Regions from separate parts of the Homo sapiens genome. Here region 1 is linked to region 2. The links are chromatin contacts, found by Hi-C or POLR2A ChIA-PET in ENCODE. All regions are on one chromosome and are shown on one strand. Each heading gives the region's core, a stretch centred on a gene start or an enhancer-like site at or near the end of the contact. The rest is flanking DNA. Distances are from core to core; before and after follow the strand shown. Region 1 overlaps BLNK (B cell linker). Region 2 holds the start of ZNF518A (zinc finger protein 518A).

Region 1 (3,358 bases), core at 859-3,358, 110 kb before region 2:
AAGGGCTATGAAAACATGTATGGAGAAATCCAAATGAAAAGTTACAAAACACAGCCCTAGCTTCTTCAAGATGCCATGTGAGTTTTCCTTTTTTTGGGGTTTTGTTTTTGATTTTGTTTTTTTGTTTTTTTGAGATGGAGTTTCGCTCTTGTTGCCCAGGCTGGAGTGCAATGGCACAATATCAGCTCACCGCAACCTCTGCCTCCTGGGTTCAAGCGATTCTCCTGCCTCGGCCCAGCGAATAGCTGGGATTACAGGCACGTGCCAGCATACCTGGCTAATTTTGTATTTTTAGTAGAGACAGGGTTTCTTCATGTTGGTCAGGCTGGTCTTGAACTCCTGACCTCAGGTGATCCGCCCGCCTCAGCCTCCCAAAGTGCTGGGATTACAGACAAGAGCCACTGCGCTCAGCCAGTTTTCCATATTTTGATTTCTGCTTTTCGAATTATTACCTGAAAATGAACTTTTCAATTGGCACTTGGAGAGGGAAAGCCTAGCATCTCAAAACTCCTTGTACATCAAAAACTCTTAAGCTTTTTTTTTTAAAGAGAATAAAAATTGTACATATCTGCATTTGCCACTCAAAATCTAAGGTAGACGTACCTTAGTAGGTCTTATATACCTTAGTAGGTAAGTCTCTTTCAAGAGAAAATGGGAAATGGTATTCTGTTAAGTCTTTAAATTTTTTAAATAAAACTAATACAGATTCACCAGGGAAAAAAAATCAAAGAGGCCAGAATTGTATGATGTCAAAATCTCCCATTTCCTTATATCTCCATCTTAACCCACTCCCCAGAAAGGGACATTGTCATGGTAAGTTCAATGTGTGTATATATATGTATGTATGTGTGTATAAGTATGTATATATGTATGTATGTGTGTGCTTAAACACATACATACATACACTGACATTGTACATACTATACACATACATTTTCGTCATAAATGGTATCATAGTGCATGCGCCATTCTACCAACTTGCTTTGTTGGTTTTACTTAAGCTATTTCATGGACATCTTTATTTGTTAGTAAGTAAAAATTAACCATATTCTTTTCTGAACAGATGATTTAATAGTCTACCTTAAATATATTATAATTCAATTAACTAGCTATATATTGGTGGCCATCTTTAAGGGGGGATTTGAATTTAAACCGGTACAACATTTTTGGATAGCAATTTGATAATAGCAATCAAAATTCTCTGGTTGTTTCTTCCAATTTAAATGTCATGAATAATACTTTAATAAATGTTCATTGCAGACCTTGAATATACCAGTAGGCTAAATTCCTAAAATGAAATTTCCAAATGGAAGAAGTTGTGCCCTTAAAGTTTTAATTGCTATTACCAAATTTTTCTCCCCAAATTTTGGACCAAAAAATAGTTTATAGAAGTTCATTTCTCTATGCATTCAAAAGAGCATCCTTATTCGTTTTAATCTATGCTAAAATTAAAAATAAGAAATCACTTTTGGTGGTATTTCCAGACTATGAAATGTAAATGAGTCTCTATGCATAAGTGATCATCATCAAACATAAATGGCCTTCTGCTTGTGAGGTGGTGGTCATCTTACAGAGGAGGAGAATTTGGCTTCATGTTCTGTCTGATGAGTGGGAGAGGTGTGTGATGATTTTTGCTTATTATTTCTGCTACAGATAGAATCTCATTCTTTATGAGACAGTCCTTGTTACAATCACTAGCAATTCTAATTGCCAGTTTTACAGTTCACCAGTTCTCAATAACATGAAGCCTCTGCATAAAATGTTTCTCTATTCCATGGCCCCCAGTTGCCAGTTTTACAATACACCAGTTCTCAATAACATGAAGCCTCTGCATAAAATGTCTCTCTATTCCATAGCCAGTCATATTTACAGCAGCTGTGGAGCTCAAGTTTTTTATAACAGCCTCTGTTTCATACATTCTGCCCATTGGATGACCAAAGCACTTTTACATGACAAACCATGTTTCTTCTCAGCCTGGAAATTATGGCCACCATAGTCATTACCCCGGGTGACGTCAGGGGCCCTTTAGCTCAAAGTGACTTGCAGTTACACTTTTACTTGAAGCCAGGCCACAGGTGCTACCCTGAACGGAGGAAGCACGCTTGAACACGCTGGTTCCCTAACACAAGACTGTGACAGAGTTTTCACTGGTCTATGGCCGCATGAGAAAATAAGGAGCATGAAGTGTTGGGGGTTGTGCACAGCAGCCAGCTACAGAGCAAAGTTCAACTACGCCTTTTATTCCTAGTGTTGAGTGGCCAACAGTCCTTTAGTGAGTTTTTCCTTTATTCTGAGATTATTTGGGGGTAGTAAAATACCCTTCCTTTTCTTTTATGAAATGATAGTAATAATGGATAACAGGTGGTTTGTGCTTTTGGAAATTTTACTATTCCTTGAACCAACCTGGGCACCAGACCCAGTTTTGTTTTTGTTTTTCTTCCTTGCAACACCTTGGATGATCTCTGTCTCTATACCTCATCATGGGACTAATGATAGTATCTTCCCAGCCCACCCTGCTGGCTTGTGAGGAGAATTGAATGAAATAATAGATATTGAGAGCCTATGAGAAAAAGAAAACCAGAATTTCTATGTAAATATACATATTGTTATTTTTGCAAATTACAATTTTGGTTTGTAAATTGTTTTTGTGTGCATTTTTTAATCAAACACAAATTTCTATGCTTTTTTTTTCAAAACATGAAAGTTTGTATATAATAGCAGTTATACTGCTTCTATAGAAGGATATGATATTTTAGTAAATAAAGGCTACTGGATATAAGTTTTATTTATGTATATTTTAAATTTCATTAAGCAAATAATTCTTAGTTAAAATGGGTAATAATTATTAAAAATAATTGACTATAAACCTTACTCATTTCAAGTAGTGGAAAGGGAGGTATCAGAACTTACAAAACTTGGAATAGTTTTCTAAAATGTAATTTCAATTTTCTTCTTTTATTGAATGAAGAAGGATTGTGACTAGCACATTTCATATGTGCATAAAGGTACTAAAGCACCTTTACTTTAGTAAAGTTTTGAGAGTGCTTAAAACAAGTTGAATACTAAATATGCTAAGTCTCATAATCTCCAATCCTGAGACACTCACTGTTCACTTGTTCGGCTTTTTTTCCTTTTTAAAGACAGTGTCTCGCTCTGTCGCCCAAGCTGGAGTACAGGGGCGTGATCATGGCTCACTGCAGCTTTGACCTCTGGGGCCCAAGTGATCCTCCCACCTTAGCCCCTCAAGTAGCTGGGACCACAGGTGCATGCCACCATGGCTGGCTCATTTTGTTTATTTTTTTGTAGAGATGGAGTCTCACTATGTTACCCAGGCTGGTTTTGAACTCCTAGGCACAAG
Region 2 (5,492 bases), core at 1,331-3,830:
GCATCTCAAATCCAAAAATTCAAAATCCAAAATGTTCCAAAGAGCATTTCCTTTGACCATCATGTCAGCACTCAAAAAATTTTGCATTCTGGATTTTTGGATTTGGGATACTTAACCTATATTTTACTTTATTTAGTCCAATATTAAAACATACCAACTTACTACTTAATAGACTATATACTCCAGTATTTCAATCTTTACCATACCTCTTTCTTCAGGAACAAAAGGCACACAATTTAACACTTGCACAATGTCACAATCAGGAACAGTGATCAAAAGAAGAGATGATATCTGGAAATGAAGACCAAGATTTTAAAACTTTTGACGACAAAAACTGTTCAATTACACTTCACATTCAACTTAGGTGTATAAAGAAATGTAAAAAAAAAAAAAAAAAACTAAGAAAAAACTTCTATACACTTAAGCATACATCATTGATGACCAGTGATAACATGTCACAAATTTGCAAAAGTCACAACCTAAAGCTTAGAATCAATCTAACTCAGTATCTTCATTTATTACAAGAAAAAGAAAATGAGCCTTGCCCAAAGTCACAAAACTAGAAATAATATCTGGATCCGGTTCCAATTCAGTTATCCTACCACCACAATACTAACCCTTAATACTCATTTCTGGTATCTAATATGCCATGAAAACTGCTCACCATGAGAAGCCAATACCCCATATAGAACTGAAATACTCACAGCCTACACACCTGGGACCAGATAATAAATAAAAATTTCAAGACGGTGTTAAAACCTTTTTGTTCTGCTAATAGCACTTTGCCACAAAACCTTCAGTAGCATACCTGAAGGAATGTGGGCAAGATTCAAGTCTCCTATCATTTAAAGAAAAAAAAAAAAAGTAGTATTAAGTGCTCTAAAGTATGCAATGTCACAATGCCTCAATGAGAACAATTCTAAACAACTATAAACAGAAAAGTAAACAACAAAAATACACTTAAAGGGCATTTAAAGCATATCCTGAAGTCAAATTATAGATCTAGGCTAAAGTATAGTCCCTCTGTAATATTTCAAAATATAGAAACTTCTGGGATTACAGCATACTATTACCAGAGAGACTAGAACAGAATCCGAAGTGTGACCATGGCAAAAAATTGAAGCATTTAAAAGTTCATACATTATCAATGCACACAGTGGGTGTTCATTGTGGTTACTGTCTTTTGTCCTTCCATAAAACCAGATATAAAACGTTTTATTTGGTAATTATACTTATTTTCACGCAACAAACAGGAAACATTTGGTTGTGTAACATACCTACATTTTATTCTCCCCTTTTGTTGGCAATTTTCTGTATCTAGGGATGATCTAATTTACAGTTTCTATGGCAAAAATCAACATCGTTTACTATGCTTACCTTCCCCAGGAAATCCCAACACCCTCAAAGTGTTAACAGAACGCAATGTCTCTTTATAAATTTCAGAAAAGACAATTTTGCTGAAAGATAGTGAATGCATTTCTATAAATTTGCAGTTAAACTCAAAAAATGTTAGGAAATTTCACTGAATCAATTTAAATGTTTTAAATTAAACCTGAGGATATCAACCTTAGAGTACACTCAAATCAGACCCCTTGCTGCAGAAAAAGCAATTCAACAATTACCAGTAACTAGATCTAACATGCACACTTTCAAGTTAATAGAATTCCTATCCTGACAGTTTGGTGTCTTCATGTTTTATCACTGCGACAACTGTACAAATTCCAACATTCTTATGAATTCCTTGAACATTGACTTATTTTATTTTTCTAGGGTTTTTTAGACGTTTGACAACATACTCAACAATGTTTGCACTAAAACAGCTCACATACACTACTTGCTCTCAAATTTAAACCTAAAAAGAAAACTGAGTCTTAACTGTTGTATTCTGAACTTTAAAGCTACATCTGTTTGATCGGTCCACTTAAGAGTTAAAACATTTTTCCTTATATACATTTCGCTCTATGTACTTTTCAATTACCACAGCCACCTAGGAAGAGACTGTCTACTTGACAAAGAGGACACCATGTAACGAATAGAGTCAAAATGAACCCTACATGTGAGAAAGCCAGTTACAAAGAAATCCAACTGCCACTGGGTGTGGTTAGGGTCTGCGGGGAAGAGCACCTTTGGCCAACTCTGGAGAAGAGCGAGCGCGTCAGGGAGCAGGGCATCTCTGCAAGAAATGGCCCCCAATGACCATACGCTGGGCCAGCAATAGGGACGCCGTCGAGTCGGGCCTGCGAACCTATAGCTCGAGGGGTGCGGTCTGCGGGGCGCCCTTGCTGTCTCCACCAACCACGAAACCCGCCGAGTGAGTGCTTCGAGCGCCGCGCGCCCAGCTTCGCCCCAAACACCGCGCCCGATCCGCCCCTTCCTCCGGGGTTCGGCTGCCCCGCGGGGAGCGCGGAGGCACACCGTCTCCTACTCCCACCCAGCTCCTAGAATGTAGGAGAGTGTAGAGTTCAAAAAGCCCGGAAGTAAAACAACCCCAGGTTAAGAAAGTAAGGGTAAGCTCTAGCAGTCGGCAAAAGCGCTCGGCAAAAAAACCCCGACTTCTCCAGAAAAACTTTGCGGCAAGTTAAGCGGAAGCGCTGAATGGCCGGGACTATTTAACTCGCGCTTCCTCTCACAAGAGGCGGATCCCTGGACCTGTTTGGGGGACCCTGACGGTCCACAAACTCGCCGTTTGCCTGCTGGGTGGCCCTCTAGAAGTTCTGACATCCTAAAAGGTCTGGGCAGTCCCGCTGACGGGGAATACCTGTCGTAGTACCCATTGCCTGCGAGTCCCTGATGGCGGCCATTACACTTCCATCCGGGTATTGCCGAAAAGCTGATCGCAGCGCTACCGGGAGCGCACGCTGCGGCGGAGGGATCTGCGCTTTACCTGAGACAAGCGGAAGAGAACGGAGGCCGGCAGGGTCCGCGCTCGGTCTGACGAGACTAGGCCATGGAGCTGGGTTCGCCGCTGACCTCTCCATCTAGCGCGCGGCCCCGGCGCCCACCAGTCCAGTGACCCACTACTACCTCTTTGCTCACCAGCAGCTGCTGATCTTACTGCCGGTGAAATGGCAGACAAACGTCTACTCTGTGCTCTTCAGAGTAGACACCAGGAGCAGGAACTGTATGCACTTCCCAAGCCCTTGCTGACTGGGAATGGTCTCCACCCTGAGATTTTAACCAGTTCCGGTTTAGCAAATGGCGCCTCCCCACCTCTGGCTTCTGGCACGCAGGTTTTAGCAACCATTGTAGCCCACGTCAACGAAAGAAGCTGCCGCCAGTAGTTCTAGAAGACATACTGAACTCCAAACCTGTATATATTGAATAATTGATCAAAAACTATCTTCACAATGAGGGAGGCTCACATCTCCCTCAAACGAATACTTCCTCTACCTGACAACAGGGCTGGACAGTTAATATGGTTGGCTTTACCCCAAAGGCCAGTGTGGCTCCTCTTCTGTTCTTTATAAATCCAACCTACTAATTGATACCTCACTTTCTACATAATTCTACATAAATTATCTTCCTTTTAAAATGTGGGGAGGGAATAAGTGGCGGCAAACGTTTAAGCAACAACAAAAAACCTTGGCGCAGAAGGATATACCAATAAATTGAAAGTGAAACTATGATCAGATTTTTCATTTTTTAATGTTCCGTGTTTTCTTAAGTAGCATGTATGACATTTATAATTTTTAAAAATTTTTTAAAATATGTGTATGATACATATTTTTCATTGTCTTAGGGCAGGCTTTTGAAAATGTCAGCCTGTAGCCAAATGCAAGATTTTCTCCATCCTTTAATAAAAAGCACACTGAGAAATCCTCACTTTGTCTTTAGGAAGCCTTCTTTATTATTGTGTTTACTGGGCTACACAATTCCACCTAGAAAAGGCGAATGAGCGGAAATTCACATTAGTCATATTTATGCTTGTGTAAAACACACAAGGAGAAATCTTCTGTAAATACCAAAGGGGATGCCATTATGGAATGAAGAACATGTTTACAAAGTGGATTTTATTCCGCATCGTACATCACCCATCTCTCTTCAGGTCCTCATTTCTGTGCAAGCCAGACATGCACACACATCACAGCAGAAAGAGAGAGAACGAGATTTTTCTTTTAATAACAAAAAACGATGTTAGTTTGGAAAAATGGACAGAGTTTTTTGTTCTGTGTTTTGATGTAGTTTTTGTTTTTTCGATTAAGATATTGCATCCCCCCCCACAGTATTCACATTATAACTTTATTTTTACTTCTACATATACATTCACCTACAAAACCTTGCAAACCTGCATTTATGTTATAGAAGAATTGGAGAAAGTTAAAATAAATTAAAATATTAGTCAGACTTACCTTATCTCTTCCCCTTTCTCTTCCACCATTCATATCACCTCTTCCACCATTCATATCACCTTTTTTTTCTTGCTAACCTCTATGTTCAAAACCTGAAAGGTTTCTCTTGATCTCCTTTCAGGTTTTGAACATATTGGTTAGCAAGAAAAAAAAAAGTGGAAGTGGGGTGGTGAGGGAGGAGAGGAGAGAGGAGAGTGAATCAAGAAGGAAGGGAAGATGATTAAAAGGGAGAAAAAGATACAAAGGGGAGAAGGCTAAATCATAGCTTAGGAAAGGATTCTGGAATACTTTTTTACTTGAGAAGGATAGTTATGGGGATAGGACATCTAGATTAATGCTTTAAATAGTTGATCCCTCTGAAGACCTTACTACTGCTTACTAGCTGACAGCATTTAACCTCTGAGCTTCTCAGAGCTGTGCAACATATAACTAACACGTTATATATTGTTTGATAGACTGAAGAGAGTACTCAACGCCATTGCACCAAGAGTGTAATGGAAATGATAAAAGTGATGATGGTGGTGATAGTAATGAAGTTTCCATCTTGATTGCAAACCTCTTTCTGCTTTTCAATATACAACTGATGCCAGGTGCAGTGGCTTGTGCCTATAATCCCAGCGATTCAGGAGGCTGAGGTGGAAGGATTAAAAAAAATATGCGTACGATTCATGGACTCTGTGTCATAAAGCAGCTCACTTTAAGACAGTGAAATTTTCTCCTAAAAATAATATATAAATGGAAATTCATTTCTCTCTAAGGATTCTCACCTGTAAATCATACTTAAATCAAACTTATATTTGTTCTTACAACAATGTAAACATACTTTTAAGACACAGATAAGTTGGTACATCATAAGCACTATGATAATAAAAGATTAAATGATATTAATTTGGATAGTAAGAGTCTCTAAAAATGTCTCTCTTCTTTTTGCTGATCTATGAACTCAAGCCCAGGTTCTCTACCCCCAACAATATAATCAAGTGCAATCAGAATTGGGAAAAAAAAAAAAAAAAAGAGATATGAAGAGCCTGGGTGATACAGCATAAAGTGGTTACACATCCTGGTCAAAGATACGGCTTAATTACTTGTGGCAATCTATCATACAAGTGTTAGTTGATCTTTAAGTATTATTCTTCTCAATGT

Evidence for each region. Hi-C counts contacts between places; a loop is a spot of excess contacts on that map. ChIA-PET counts read pairs that join two places held with the same protein, here RNA polymerase II (POLR2A). Pooled maps may share reads with other maps.
Region 1: a map with no recorded cell type shows a loop between it and region 2 (3-fold over the local background). The contact joins the enhancer-like site here to the promoter of ZNF518A in region 2. A Hi-C loop is called at or near these places in 1 of 37 single-sample maps with no recorded cell type and 2 of 50 pooled maps. POLR2A ChIA-PET finds 5 or more read pairs at or near these places in 3 of 52 experiments (H1, HepG2 and activated T-cell).

Annotation. Positions count from the first base shown.
Region 1 is chr10:96,243,326-96,246,683 of GRCh38, reverse strand. The region is part of intron 2 of BLNK (B cell linker); the gene reads left to right. Among named protein-coding and RNA genes, the nearest start is that of BLNK, 27 kb to the left of the region's middle. Within about 2 kb of position 2,108, at least 6 of the 41 ENCODE cell types and tissues checked have a DNase peak (open chromatin) inside an H3K27ac peak, as active enhancers do.
Region 2 is chr10:96,127,385-96,132,876 of GRCh38, reverse strand. ZNF518A (zinc finger protein 518A) reads right to left here and starts at 2,580. Exons shown (of 6, transcript NM_001330736.2): 1 at 2,125-2,580; 2 at 207-291. LOC124902486 (a long non-coding RNA gene) reads left to right here. Exons shown (of 2, transcript XR_007062254.1): 2 at 1-3,822. RefSeq lists enhancers at 1,816-2,719, 2,528-3,167, 2,720-3,624.